Linked DNA regions of Homo sapiens: all the other regions are linked to region 3. A link is an interaction called in ENCODE POLR2A ChIA-PET data of the cell type or tissue named here. Cell type or tissue: CD4-positive, alpha-beta T cell. All regions are shown on one strand. Region 1 overlaps SH3KBP1 (SH3 domain containing kinase binding protein 1). Region 2 overlaps SH3KBP1 (SH3 domain containing kinase binding protein 1). Region 3 overlaps SH3KBP1 (SH3 domain containing kinase binding protein 1).

Region 1 (5,000 bases), 110 kb before region 3:
CTATTCCCCTGCCTCATCTCAAGTTCCCATTCCCCTACTTGATTTACCATGTTTGCTGTCTAACTAGTGTGTTCCTGCCACCTGCAGCCTCTGCCCATGAGTCCTTCTGCCGCAGGTGTCATCAGAGAACACATATTTATAGTTATACTTCCTCTCTGCTCCCAAACCTCCAGTTACTCCCCAGACTTGCGGATAATGCAGTCTTTTGAGCTTGTATCAAGGACAGAGCCCATCTTGCCAATTGATTAGAGCACCCCAGCTTTCACCCTGCCCTCCCCGCCTCCAGTCCTTAGGTTGGAAAGCTCTGAGAGAGGATGAAATGGACAGACCATCTGATGCATATGGACCTCTTGAGAGATGATTTAGACCAGGGAGGATGAGTTTGGAGTTGAATCCATTTTTAAGTGAACTCTCCACTAAGCAAAAAAAAAAAAAAAAAAAAAAAAAAAAAAAAAAAGACTAGTATTAGCTCTAGGGGAAAAGAAACTAGTGATAGGAAAGAAACATAATCTTAGTGTACCATGTGGCTAGGCTTTTAGTAATGTTTGTGTAGTCATAAGGATGTAAATACTTGTGTTAGTTTTGTAGGGCTGCCAGAACAAAGTACCATGGATTGGGCACCTTCAACAACAGAAATGTGTTGTCTCACGGTCCGGGAGGCTGGAAGTCTGTGATCAAGGTGTTGGTGGGGTTGGTTCCTTTTGAGGGCCATGAGGTTCCTTTCGAAGGCTGTAGTTGCCTCTGGGGAGGGGAAGTTGGGGAGAATGAAGAATGCTTTTTTTCCATAAGAGACCTTTACAGCTATTTGAAACTTTAACTGAGTGTGAGGGTGACTTGGGTGACCTGGGTCAGCATAGCCTGTGCCGCCTGCACCGAGCTGCTCTTGCCTTCATTCGAGGTGAGAAAAGGAAGTGGGGATGTTATCGGCCTTAAAGGTCGCTACTGACAAGAAGTGAAGTCTTGGGCTTTCTGAGGCCCGTTTATCATTTCATTCTAAAATAACCCAATAGTTACTTTTTAGCTCCTTATATGAGATCTACTTTAAGATACTCCAAAGCAGGGCTTTTTGGGGGAGGGTAGTGTAGTTTATTGCATTTTTGTAATTCTTCAGAAGATATCTACTTTCTTCTCTCTGTTGCAGTTATTGATTTAGAAGCAAGCTAGGAGCATATGACAGAAACTGTCAGTAACCCACTCTGAAGTTAATTTTGTTTTGGTTACAGGTAATAGTTTCATGTCTACTTCTGTGGGGAACAGCAGTGATAGATTTCCTCTCCTTTTTTTTTTTAAAAGCTTTCCTTTTACCTGTGCAAACCTCTCAGTCTCCCCATGCTCCCATGATGCGATGGGGGAGACACTGAACACCCAAATGGGCATTTCTATCTGCAGAAACCCTAAGTTCCTTCTACTGGTGTTAAATAGCTTGTGGAATGTGTTAGTCTGTTAAGTAGCCAGTGGAATGAATGTATTAGGTCATCTGTGGAAACAATTAGAAGAAAAAAATCTGGCAAAGGAGCAGACCAGGAAAGTTTAAAAAAAAAATCCTTTCTGGCACGCAGTTCAATTAGATTAGTATGAGTTGTTAGAAATTAATGTTTGCGGTGTCAGTGAGCACACTTAAACGACAAAAAAGAAACTCAGTTGCAGTATGTGGCACATCATTAAACATATACTCAGATGTTTATTTAAAAAGTATAGATCTGTATTTCTTGTATGTGTAGCACTGAGCCAGGTAGAGGCTATGTGTAGCACTGAGCCAGGTAGAGGCTATGTGTAGCACTGAGCCAGGTAGAGGCTAAGAGTAAATGAAAATATATAATACCTGGTCCTTTCTCTTAAGGAGCTTAAATCTGTTTGGAGGTAGCAAGACATAGAATGTAAAAGATAATGAAAGGGTTAAAATAACAGTCTGAGACAGGGATCAGCAAACTATAGCCTACAGCTAAAATCTGGCCTTCTGATTATTTTTGTAAATAAAGCTTTATGGAACACAGCCTCACTCATTTATGTTTGTTGTCTGTGGCTGCTTTAGTGCTGTAAAGGCAGATTTGAGGTGTTAGAGTGGAACATTGGTCCCACCAAAGCTGAAATACTTACTATCTGACTCTTTAAGAAAAAGCTTACCGGCGGGGCATGGTAGCTTATGCCTGTAATCCCAGCACTTTGGGAGGCTGAGGTGGGTGGATCACCTGAGGTCAGGAGTTCGAGACCAGCCTGGCCAACATGGTGAAACCCCCTCTCTACTAAAAATACAAAAAGTTAGCTGGGCATGGTGGTGCGCACCTGTAATCCCAGCTACTCAGGAGGCCGAGGCAGAAGAATCGCTAATTGCTTGAACCCAGGAGGCAGAGGTTGCAGTGAGCCGACATCGCACCACTGCACTCCAGCCTGGGTGACAGAGTGACATTTCATCTGAAAAAAAGAAAAAGAAAAAGCTTACCAACTCCTTGTCTGGGATAATAATTCAAAAGATGTTACAAAGCAGTGTATGAGGAGTAAAAGTGATTTAGTGAACGCTATAGTTAGTAAGTCTGAGAATGATGGAATGACAGGTGGCTTGAAAAAGGGTTTTGAAGGTGACCTCAGACCAAGAGATTGGAGGGCACTTTGTGATGTAAAGAGTTGGGAAGGAGATTTCATGGATGGGAGCATCCATGGGGCTCTTGGGGGAAGATCGTGTGGGGAGATGGGGACCAGGACTATCCAGCTGGACTTAGAGCCAGGTATAAATGCAGGTGACGTTGTTAATGTCAAACCTGTACCATATTGAAGCGGCCTTTGAGTTCCAGGATCAAGACTGGGAACTTCCTCAAACCCATAATATCTTTCAAAGGCAACACTCATTTACACAATCAATATTCATTCCAGACCTATTATGTGGTTGACTCCAAGGGGATGTTAACATACATGTAGGCACATCGCTCTCGTAGACTGGTGAGTCCAGCTTGTTTGACTCAGTGCTAGTTCTAGGTATGTTTAAAGAAATAGCTGCCGGCTGGGCGTGGTGGCTCACACCAGTAATCCCAGCACTTTGGGAGGTGAGGCGGGCAGATTGCTGGAGGTCAGGAGTTTGAGACTAGATTGGCCAACATGGTGAAACTCCGTCTCTACTAAAAATACTAAAAATTAACCGGGCGTGATGGCACATGCCTGTAGTCCCAGCTACTCAGGAGGCTGAGGCAGGAGAATTGCTTGAACCCAGGAGGCAGAGGTTGCAGTGAGCCGAGATCATACCACTGCACTCCAGCCTGGGCAATAGAGCAAGACTCCATCTCAAAAAAAGAAAGAAAGAAAAATTGTCATTTAGAAGAGAGGTTTAACCTCAAGACCCTCCAAAGGCTGCTAATACCAGGAGACTTGTATGGACAGGTAGTCTCCCATTCTGTGAGGACAGTGTTCTAGAGAGAGTCTTTGAGAAGGGACTTCTGGCTGTTGTTTTTTTTTTTAGATGGAGTTTCGTTCTCTCTTGCCCAGGCTGGAGTGCAGTGGTGCGATCTTGGCTCACTGCAACGTCTGCCTCCCGGATTCAAGCGATTCTTCTGCCTCAGCCTCCCAAGTAGCTGGGACTACAGGCGCCCACCACCACGCCCGGCTAATTTTGTATTTTTAGTAAAGATGGGATTTCACTATGTTGGCCAGGCTGGTCTCGAACTCCTGACCTCAGGTGAGCTGCCCGCCTTGGCCTCCCAAAGTGCTGGGATTACAGGCGTGAGCCACTGCATCTGGGCGAGAAGGGACTTCTGAAAAGGAATGTTGTGTAGGTGAGAGATGTGCCAGGGGGAAGGGAGGAGGAGAACCCCCACCCATCCTTAGACACTGTATTGTCCTTCCTTCCTTTTAGGGCTTCTGTGCTGTCTACCATTTTTTTTCTGGGTCTGCAAAGCTCCCTGCACATATCCTCGCAGGGTGTGCTTCCACCCTTTAGGTACCCAGCCCTATGCAGTTGGTGAGACATCATAATGTTTCCACATGCCACCATCTCCCCTACTCCCTGACCACCCCCTCCAAGCCTGTATCCTGCTGTCTTGGCATCTGTTAGGCACTGAGCTTCCCCACTTTCCCTAGATCAGTCCTGCCACAGGCCACTGAGCTCACCTCAAAATCCTTTCTCTCCTACCTGGACACAGCCCTGGGGCACCTGGGCCCTGCTTGTCTCTGGCCCTGCAGTGGTCCTCATTGTCACCCATTAATGCTTCCATTTACTTCTCTCTCACTCTTTTTTCTTTTGTAAATTAAAACACACACACACACGTGCACACGCACATACACACACATACACAGAGACAGAGATAAAAGAAAATTCTGTAGTGCATTTTGCAGTGAGTTTATTCCAGACTTTCTCTCCTCAAGCTCCTCAAATTCTCTTCTCACCTGACCCTAACCAAGAGATGACCTTGATTCCTGTTTAAGAGAAGGCGTCAACTCGCTTGTGTACTCTCATCTTCATGGCTTTATATCACTGTTGTAATGTTGATCCACTTTTATCCAATGCCAGAGAAAGATACCCTTCCTTCTTTTTTTTATTGTTCTCTGACTTCTCTCCGATCATGCATTCCTGACTCATCTGCCTGTTGTCCAGCATGGTGACCCTGTCCCCGCAGACCGTCAGTAAGTACTTACTGGATCAAAGAGCCATTCTGTCTGAGAAAATGTCAGCTAAGAATGTAGAAGGGCAGCAGGCCTAATTTGGCCTGGTTTCATATTTGAACCTACTGCCTATATTCATGTGTGCAATTGGGTATGTTCGTGGATTTTTTTTTTTTTTTTTTTTTCTGTGCAGCTACAGTATCTGGAACATATGTCTCAGAAAATCTTTATTGATTGAAAAAAATATGAGCAGGAACAGGGGCAAGAAGACGGACTTTGAGTCCAGACTGGCTGGCGGCTGGAATATTATCTGATCTCTCTGGGAGTTGGATTCTTTCCTAAACCAGGAACAATAATAGGCACCTTGTAGAGCGTATTCCAGTTCCTGTTGCTGTGTGACAAATTACTCCAAA
Region 2 (5,000 bases), 93 kb before region 3:
ACCTGCTTGTTGGGTTGATGTCCCTTAGTGGTGTGTTTGTGAAGACACCAAAAGGAAAACGTGGCTGGTATGTAGGTCAGCTTTATTGTACGCGGAGATCCCCACAGTATCTGTGGCCTTGACCTGGGAAATTCAGACCCCCAAACCCTTCAGCCCTGACACTAATGGGAGGGCACTGGATGGTAAGAACTTGGCCTTGTGCAGACTTGCATAGAGAAGAGTCTGTGTGTATGTAAAGTTGATGTATGGCCAGGCATGGTGGCTCACGCTTGCAATCCCAGCACTTTGGGAGGCCGAGGTGGGTAGATCACCTGAGGTCAGGAGTTCGAGACCAGCCTGACCAACATGGTGAAACCCCTTCTCTACTAAAAAATACAAAAATTAGCTGGGCGTTGTGGCAGGTGCCTGTAATCCCAGCTACTCGGGAGGCTGAGGCAAGAGAATTGCTTGAACCTGGGAGGTGGAGGTTGCAGTGAGCCGAGATCACGCCATTGCACTCCAGCCCAGGGGACAAGAGCAAGACTCCGTCTCAAAAAAAAAAAAAAAAAAAAAAAAAAAGTTGATGCACGAGTATCTGTTACGGTTCTCTGGTTTTAAGTAAAAGAAACCAACTCTTCCTTAACTAAGGTAGCAAAAAGGATTTATCAGAAGGCATTGGGGTAGTTTATAGGGTGGAAGGAGAAGCTAGAGGATCAGGTCTGAGAAAGATGGCAACTGGGCAGCTTCAGGGATCTCACTTCTGAGAGCCCTGGTGGGGGAATCTGCTCCAGCCGTCTCCAGTGTTTGTCACATTGCTTTGATCACAGTTGGGTCCTATGTCATACATTGGCTGGCAGAGGGCAGGGCATGTTGATGGACAGTCCCATCAAACTATCTCATGGTGGAGGGGAAGTTCCCCCAAACAGTTCCCCTCCCTGCATGGGGAGTGTTCTCCTGCTAGGGCACAAACACAGTCTACCACCTCAATGACCGACAATCTACAATAATAAATTCTTAAATATATATTGTTTAGACTTTTAATTTTAATATTATTATTTTTTTGAGATGGATTCTTGCTCTGTCACCCAGGCTGGAGTGCAGTGGCATGATCTCAGCTCACTGCAACCTCTGCCTCTGGGGTTCAAGCTATTCTCCTGCCTCAGCCTCCTGAGTAGCTGGGATTACAGGCACGTGCCACCACACCCAGCTAATTTTTGTATTTTTAGTAGAGACAGGGTTTCACCATGTTGGTCAGACTGGTCTTGAACTCCTGACCTTGTGATCTGCCCGCCTCGGCCTCCCAAAGTGTTGGGATTACAGGCGTGAGCCACTGCGCCCGGCCAATTTTTATTTGTAAAAGCTGTACTGAGGTATAAAATTTCACCCATTTTAAGTGTACAGTTTAATACTTTTCAAGTAAATTTACAGCATCCTGTAACTCTCACCACAATTTAATTTGAGAATATTTCCGTCACCCCAAAAAGATTCTTCATACCCATCTGCAGTCCATCCCCATTCCCATCCCCGGCCCTAGGCAGCCACTGATTGGTTTTCTGTCTTTTTAGATTTGAACATAGTTTTTTTTTAAATATGTTCCTGACTGGTGTAACTTTTTCTGGGTATTCTGGAAACTATGTTATACATGAAAGAAAAAAAGAGCCCCCCCCCACCCCCCCGCCCGCATCAATGGTGTGAAAGTCTGTATCTCGCTGGTCTCAGGTTTCTCTGCTTTCTCTTTTAAATCCTTCCTTCTCTCCAGTGGACCATAATTTAGGAGAACGTAGCCCTGGGCTTGATGCTGCCATTATTTACCTCTCAATGTCTCTAAGCCTAAGTCATGGAACCTTCTAGGCCTCAGTTCCTCATTTGTAAAATTCAGGAAAAAAAAATAGACTAGATGATATCTGATGTTCTTTCCATCTCTAATGATCAGTACTCATGATCTTTTTTGGTGAAGTCTGTTTTGGCAAAAAATTACTTCTTGATTTTCTATGCCCTTCAGAGGACTGAAACAAAACACTAAAATTAAAAATTTATTCTTCAGAATTCACAGAACACAATAAGTGCAAAAGCAGTAAGTGTGTAACATTTCTACTTCTGAAATGATTAAAGCTTACTGCACTGAGACCTCTGTGACATTGTGTATATGTGTATACAGCGGAGGAAATTAATTGGAAACTTTCATTCTCCTTCATGCTTTCTGGTTTATTCAAATATTTATTGAAGCAGACAGGATGCTAGGTGAAGGATTTAGAATCCTGGCAAAGATAAGGGCTTTTCCCAGATGAAGGTTGCAGTCTAGTTGGGGTAAGTCAGTGTGAAATTATAGTGAGGTGAACTGGTCCTAGGAGACAGGAAGGACAGTGAGCAGAGGGAGGTAGGGAAGGACTGGGTCACAGAGCAGGGCCACGGATATACCACCGCCACCACCACCGCCATAGTGAGAAGCTGGCCCTGAGAAGCTGCTAGGCAGCTGGCTTAGCCAACCCACAGTTAAAAACCACCCATTTCGTCTTTGGGGGAGGAGACATTCCAGCAAGTTTGAAGGTAGAGATAGGGGAGGGTGAAGTGTTTTGCATTTCTAAGCAGATCTCTTATCTCCCCTGGCTCTATCTTTTTGTAACATGGGGTTAACTGTAGCATTGGTTTTTGCAGTGACTGTAGATGTAGCAAACTTGTGGAGGCTGGCCTTTTGGCACAGCACACAGCTGGAGGGTGGTATTTTTCTGACAGGGAGATGTTCTTAAGTTTTGTAATTTATGGTGTCTTTAAATATGGGATTTTGTTTACTGTTATCCTAATTACACCTCTGATGTATTTTATTTAGCTTAATGTTTTAATTTTCTGCTCATACCCAGAGGTAATTTCTCAAAGGGTACCACTTTAAAAAAATCATAGGTAATGTTTCATCCTTCCTGCAGTTACCTGCAGCCTCTCGAAGGCAAGGAAATGGGTTTTGGGGGCATAGACTTTCTTCTGGGCTCTTGTGATATAATTTTGGCTGTGTTTGTATCATCCAAGATCTTCACCACCTGTTTGCCAAGTATTATCCTAAACCATTCTGTTCTATAGAGACGTGATACAAGCCACATGTCATTTTAAATGTTCTAGTAGTCACATTAATAAAATTTTAAAAAGGTAAAATTAATTTGTATAATATATTTATTTAACCCAACAGATCTAAAACATCACTTCAACATGCAATTGATGTGAAAATAATGAGCTATTTCACATTATTTTTTTCTAAACAAGTCTTTGGAACTTGGGATGTATCTTATGGCACACGTCAGTTCAGACTAGCCACATTCCAAGTAGTCATTAGCCACATTTGCAGTGACACTGTATTGGACATCAAAGTTCTAAACCTTTCAAAGGCTTGCAGAGGGCACTGGAAAGAGCCCTTAGAGTGGGTAGGAGAGACATATCCTCATGATTTATGAGCTCTTAACAAAGCCACAGGTTTCCTCTTCTTAGAGAAACCTGATATGTAAAAAAAATTCATCTTGACAGGAAAGGTAAAGCAGGAAGTAATTATTCATGTTACAAAAGAATTAACCACAGGATCTTTTAAATAGCAAGCTCCCTTAGTGCACGGAAGAATATGACTCAATTTGCAAAATGTGATTGACACTTGACATTTTAGTAGCACCTTTGTTGGGCTGGGAACGGTCTATCATCATAAAATGCAAGCTGAGTGGTCAGTTGATCAAGTCTTTATTGAGCACCTACTGCATGTCATGGATGCTTATAGGGGCCCCAGCAGAACTAAGGGTGATCCATACCCAGAAGGCATTCAGGGGCTCACAGGGAAGACAAGACACAGCTTGGGATTGCCTCAGTGGCAGGGGCCAGAGAGGCCTTGGGTCTAGAAGAGCTTGGAAGGTGATGTGGAGGCAGTCAGGACCTAGCTGTGGCCAGAAGGCAAGGAGGCTGTGCATGATTACTTAAGTTTAAAGAAAGGGCAATGGCCAGGGTGGTCGCTCACGCCTGTAATCCCAGCACTTTGGGAGGCCAAGGCAGGCAGAACATTTGAAGTCAGCCTGACCAACACGGTGAAATCCTGTCTCTACAAACAATACAAAAATTAGCTGGGCATGGTGGTGTGCACCTGTAGTCCCAGCTACTTGGGAGGCTGAGGTGGGAGGAACACTTGAGCCTGGGAGACAGAGGTTGCAGTGAGCTGAGATGGTGCCACTGCACTCCAGCCTGGGCAACAGAGCCAGACCCTGTCTAAAAAAAAAAAAAAAATTTTGTTTTTTTTTTTTAGTATCTTCTTAATTATGTATAGATTGTGTACATATATTCCTGTACTAATTGAAGATCAAGAAAACCCCAGAGAAGCTCCTACGCTGTTATTATTAGGCTTAACAAACTTTTGAAACACATAAAATTGAGTATTGTATGACTTTAGACATTGGTGGAAAAATGAAGACATTTTCTTCATGGTTCAGGTACATAGTTTTAAAATATCTTGCTAATCCTGATGGTTCCACACTTACACCAATGTCAGGGGTGGAAAGAAACCCATATTATGAATGATCTTGATAACTGAGTGTTTGGGGGCCATCTCCCCGTAAGATCTGATGTGTCTTCCCCATGTGGTGGGCAAAGAGCTCCCAGCAGAAGCTGAAGTGGCAACTCTATCATTTTCTTTCTTTCTTTTTTTCCTTTTCTTTTTTTCTTTTTTTTTTTTTTTTTTTTGAGACAAAGTTTCGCTCTTTTCCCCAGGCTGGAGTACAGCGGCATGATCTTGGCTCACCGCAACCTCCGCCTTCCGGTTTCAAGCGATTCTCCTGCCTCAGCCTCCAGAGTAGCTGGGATTACAAGCACCCACCACCAAGCCCAGCTAATTTTTGTATTTTTAGTAGAGACAGGGCTTCATCATGTTGGCTAGGTAGGTCTCAAACTCCTGACCTTGTGATCCGCCGGCCTTGGCCTCCCAAAGTGCTGGGATTACAGGCATGAGCCACCGTGCCCGGCCAGCTCTCCCATTTTCTTGGCACTTGGCCTCGTGTTGTCTA
Region 3 (5,000 bases):
AGAGATGAGCTCTCGCCTGTAATCCCAGCATTTTGGGAGGCCAAGGTGGGCGGATTACTTGAGGTCAGGAGCTTGAGACCAGTCTGGCCAACATGGCGAAACTCTGCCTCTACTAAAAAACACAAAAATTAGCCGGGTGAGGTGGCACGTGCCTGTAATCCCAGCTATTCGGGAGGCTGAGACATGACCATTGCCTGAACCCGGAAGTGGAGGTTGCAGTGAACTGAGATCACGCCATTGTACTCCAGCCTGGGCAACAGAGTGAGACTGTCTCAAAAGAAAAAAAAAATGAGAGAGATGAGCTCTGAAGCTAGACAGGTTGAGTTCCAATCCTGGCTCCTACTTGTCTGACCTTGAGCAAGTTTGCTTAGCCCCCTGGGTCTTGTGTGGGTGTCTGAGTAGGGCCATAGTGTAGATTAAAAGTTGCAGTCCAGGTGAAGCTCTTAGAGCGGGGTTTGGCACATGGTAAGCACTCAGATGTTAGCTGCTATTCATGTGGGAGTCTTCTATTCATTTTATTGTGGTAATATATGTAACATAAAATTTACCATTTTAGTTATTTTAAGTGTACAGTCAGTAGCATTAATTACATTAGAATGTTGTGCAACTATCCGTACTATCTATGTCCAAAACATTTTCACTACTCCTGAGAGAACCCTTTAACTATCAAACAGTAACTTCCCATTCTGCCTCTCCCAACCTTTCAGGTAACCTCTAATCTACTTTCTATCTCTATGAATTTGCCTATTCTAGATATTTCACATAGGTGGACTCATACAATGTTTATCCCTTTGTGTGTTTTATTTCACTTAGCATAATGTTTTCCAGGTTCATCCATGTTGTAGCATGTATCAGAACTTTATTCCTTTTCGAGGCTGTATAATATTCCATTTTGTGGATATACCATATCTTGTTTATCCATTCATCTCTTAATGGACACTTGGGTTATTTCCTTCTTTTGGCTATTATGTATAAAGTTGCAGTAAACACTGGCATACAAGTTTGCCTTGGGGGCAAAGCTTTCAATTCTGCTGGGGTCCCTGCTTTCAATGCTTTTGAGTATATACCTAGAAGTGGAATTGCTGGATCAGATGGTAATTCTATATTTAACTTTCTAAGGAGCTGCCATACTGTTTTCCACAGGAGCTGCCCTATTTTACATTCCCATTAGCAATATACAAAGATTCCAGTTTCTCCACATCCTCATCAACACTTGTTTTCTTTTAAAATTCTAGCCATCCTAGTAGGTACGAAAGGGTATTTCATTGTGGTTTTCATTTGCATTTCCCTAATGACTAATGATGTTGAACATCGTGTCACATGCTCATTAGCCACTTGTATGTTTTCTTTGGAGAAACGTCTATTCAAGTCCTTTGCTTGGCATTTATATTTTTTTCCCTTTATGTTTTTAAGATACTACAGGAGGACAAAAAAGAAACAGATTGAGAAAGTAGATGCAGCCAGACTGGGCGACTGCTTAGATAGGGGGATAATACTGAATTTTCTACTCTGGGTAATTGGGTGGATGATGGGGTACCAAAGAAGACAGGCTGCCCTTTCCTGGGAGAAGGGGCAGGTTGGAGAAAAGGTATTGGCTTTGGGTGGGGCTGCATTGAGCTTGGGTGTTATCCAGGTGGGGAGCCTATAGAATTAACTGCCACGGCCATGTGTCCGATTGGTTTCTCTGAAAAAAATGCAAGACATATTTTAGGTTTTGTCTCCTCCCTGCTTCCACCTAAAGAAGCAACTTAAGCAATTCACTCATCATTCAGCTTCTCTATTTGGCAAATGTGAACAATTACTGGGGGAACAATGGAGTCTGGAATTTATGGGCCAGCCTCTCTCCTGGTGCCAGTTTCTCAGCCCTTCAGCACCTGCTCTTGATCAGACCCAGTCCTTCCTAGCCAGCTGCTCCCCACGTGCTGCTCTGAAGCATTGGGGAGTAGGGGTGAGCCTTCTTGAGAACCATGGCTTCTGAGGCTTTCTCCAGGGACCACCCCAGCCTCACAATGCTGGCGCTGCTTCTCCCACCCTTCCCCGGCTGCATGCCATTAGCAGTTATTGCTAAGTAGACACTTGCTATGTCGTCCTCAACCCACTGACTTTCTCTGAGTTACTCCTTGGCAAAGTTGGGTGTTGTGCTCTGTTGTGTTACTGCATCACGTTGTGTCTAGGTGGGGAATTTGCACGTGCACAGTCATACCCACACTGCGATGGAAAATGAGGTTTGAGCAACTGTTCTTCCCCCAAAGAAGCAACCGGTGAGGAAATGAGCCCACTTGGTGGCTTGTTGTCTTTACTTTCAGAGCCAGAGCAGGCTGGCAGCCATCACCAAGTTAGCATCCTGTCATGTGGCTCAGGCGGGCAATGTTTGCAGATTGTCCCCTGATGCCATCTGCCTGTGAGGCTACAGGAACCCCCAGCAACTGCTGCTCTAGCAGGTGCTGGGGCTGCTGAGGTAGGTGTCCGTGTACATATATTCAAGCACACACAGCTTTGTGTGGTGTGCAGAGGTACCGGTGTTGGGCTAGGGCTGAGCTTCGCCTAGTTAGGCCTCTGGGACGCCAGTTGAAACACTCAACCTAGCAAAGCGCCAGCCCCAGTTGTTGGTTTCCGGTGGGGCCCTGGTGAGGGAGGAAGAGAGGGTGAGGCTGCTGTGAACAGAGGCAGCAACTGGGGAATTGGATATGGTAACTAACACACTCTTGAGTGTGCAGGAAGCTGCGGGGAGTGGCATTGTTTTGACAAACTTTTGTTGCTTTCTTTCTGCCTCTGCCCTCTGCTCGGGCCTAGTCATGGCCCTCTACCCAATTTAGCATCTCTGTTCCTTCCAGCGGGGAGCCCATCCCCATTTCTTACCTCATGGGCTCTTTTTAAGGAGCGCATTCCTCATCTTTGAGCTCTTCCTGCCATTCAGCCATGCTTTGGGTCAGCCCCTAAGCTTTCACTTTTCCCCAAGTTACTGTGATTATGGATTCAGACAAGCCTAGAAAATCCTTACTCCTTTGGGGGGAATTCCTGTATACAGACTTATACTTTGTGAGTCACTATTATCTTGGTCTAATAATGCTTTTTAAAACAATTATGTAAATTATTAAAGCAATTTGAAATAATTATATTAGCCATCAGATTTCAGAAATCTAGATCTTAATGGAGCTTTGATTAAGAGTCTACCTAGAGCAGGGGTCAGCGAACTTTTTCTGTAAAGGGCCAGATATTTTAGACTTTGATCTCTGTTGCAGCTACTCAGTTCCGCTGGTGTAGCATGAAAGCAGCTGTACAAAATACTTAAATGCATGAGTATAGTTGTGTTCTAATGAGACTTTCTTTACAAAAGTGAGTGGTGAGCTTTCATTTGCTGACCCCTGATCTAGAGTGATAAGCCATCCTTATTTTTTTTCTTTGTCAAGAGTTGAAAAGCCAGAGGAACTTGATGACTGTAAATGCATTAGAATCATCTTCTTTTGGGTTTAGTATCCTTGTGAGCACAATGGTAATTTGGGAATATGCTTCTTTAAATCTCTGTTGAGAAGAAGATAAATCAGAAGGCTTTTTAAGGGGGTGAGTCTGCTTGGCCAAAGCTTGTCATTGTTTAACAAGAACAGGCTGTCACTTAGAGCTGTATGGTGGCTTTTATGTTTCACTCATTCTCTTTATAGTCACATGGAATGGCCATAGTTACATAAGGTCGCCTCACCATACTGGGGCTTATTCCACTTTATAGGACCAGGTGCTTTTCTAATAAATGTAAGAAAACTACAAAGATACAGAAAATGGTGTTTTTAAAACATGATGTTATGCTAAGTTGGCATTGCTATAGTTCATTTCCAGAAAGATGGAGCTTAAGATAGTCCAAGAGGCATTCTAAAGTTTCAAACTATAATCTTGTTTTCCTTTTATCTGTCCTCACAGGAAATAAAGAAAGAGATGAAGAAAGACCCTCTCACCAACAAAGCTCCAGAAAAGCCCCTGCACGAAGTGCCCAGTGGAAACTCTTTGCTGTCTTCTGAAACGATTTTAAGAACCAATAAGAGAGGTATGGAAAAGGAAAAAGAGGTTCCCTCCCTGCACACAAACAAAAGCTGGAAACTTCTGGTGAACTGTGTCAAACTTTATATTGCTGAAAAATTGAATAGAGTTTGTCCTTTTGGTTTTTGGTATATATTTTGGATACACACATACATACTTGGCAAGTGACTATATGTATAGTAACTGTAATAAAGGGAACTAATAAAAATATTTTTTGACAGTGGGAAAGTAGACTACATTTGTAAATGATGATTTTTCTGGAGCTGTAGATTTCACTTTCATATCTATTTTTATGGATGAAAGGTGAATTTAGAGAATGCTGTGGTGCAGGCCTGAGCCGTGTGTCTGACCGCACTCTCCCTTTAATTTAAGGCAAACCTTATCAAGTTATTTCTCTCTCCAACTGCTAGGCTCCCTAGCGCAGACCCTGCCTCTCTGAGTTTGTGAGGCAGAATGTGCAAAGATATAGCTAACACATCTGTCTGACCAGAAGACCTTTAACAATCTTGTTTTCTCTCTTTTGAGACCTCAAGGCAGATTTTCAGGTATCAGCTTGTTGGAGTTTTGTTTTTTCTCCCATCCCCTCTTGGTGATAATTGTTTGAAATAATGTGAGAGAGAATAGAAGACTGCAGAGACGACCCCACTCAATTTTATACTGTGAGCACACTAGGGTCCCTCCGTTTTTCCTGACCTTGGACCAGCCAGGGCACATGCTGAGCATGCCTGTAGGTTAGCGCTTGGCTGCCAGCTTTTAGTGGGCTTATTACTTCCTTAAAGAGAAATAGAGAGCTGTTTGAAAGCAGGCACAGGAACTAGATTAGCAAAGGGTTCCATTAACCAGAAAAAAAGAAGGCAAGTTTATATAACCATGGGGAGGAAGAACAGCTAATCTTTCATAAAATTTAGACAGGATAAGAATTTGTCCAGTAAACTGCCCATTGATCATAGCTTTGTGCCTCTCTTCCTTTC

The links. ChIA-PET counts read pairs that join two places held together with the same protein. Peaks named below come from ENCODE experiments on the same cell type or tissue, not always from the same donor. Only the 100,000 strongest peaks of a DNase experiment are listed, where the experiment ranks them.
Region 1: POLR2A ChIA-PET joins it to region 3 with 14 read pairs; 12 of 35 experiments call an interaction of 5 or more read pairs at or near these places.
Region 2: POLR2A ChIA-PET joins it to region 3 with 30 read pairs; 12 of 35 experiments call an interaction of 5 or more read pairs at or near these places.

Annotation. Positions count from the first base shown.
Region 1 is chrX:19,852,409-19,857,408 of GRCh38, reverse strand. All of the region lies in intron 1 of SH3KBP1 (SH3 domain containing kinase binding protein 1), which reads left to right. Among named protein-coding and RNA genes, the nearest start is that of SH3KBP1, 33 kb to the left of the region's middle. RefSeq lists an enhancer at 807-986. In CD4-positive, alpha-beta T cell, a CTCF peak has its summit at 74; no DNase peak of the experiment used is centred here; H3K27ac peaks cover 481 bases.
Region 2 is chrX:19,838,567-19,843,566 of GRCh38, reverse strand. The region is part of intron 1 of SH3KBP1 (SH3 domain containing kinase binding protein 1); the gene reads left to right. Among named protein-coding and RNA genes, the nearest start is that of SH3KBP1, 47 kb to the left of the region's middle. RefSeq lists an enhancer at 3,351-3,400. In CD4-positive, alpha-beta T cell, no CTCF peak of the experiment used is centred here; DNase peaks (open chromatin) are centred at 2,486 and 3,476; H3K27ac peaks cover 488 bases.
Region 3 is chrX:19,745,354-19,750,353 of GRCh38, reverse strand. SH3KBP1 (SH3 domain containing kinase binding protein 1) reads left to right here. Exons shown (of 18, transcript NM_031892.3): 3 at 3,913-4,036. Among named protein-coding and RNA genes, the nearest start is that of SH3KBP1, 140 kb to the left of the region's middle. RefSeq lists an enhancer at 2,243-2,292. In CD4-positive, alpha-beta T cell, no CTCF peak of the experiment used is centred here; DNase peaks (open chromatin) are centred at 1,303 and 2,513; H3K4me3 peaks cover 246 bases; H3K27ac peaks cover 4,944 bases.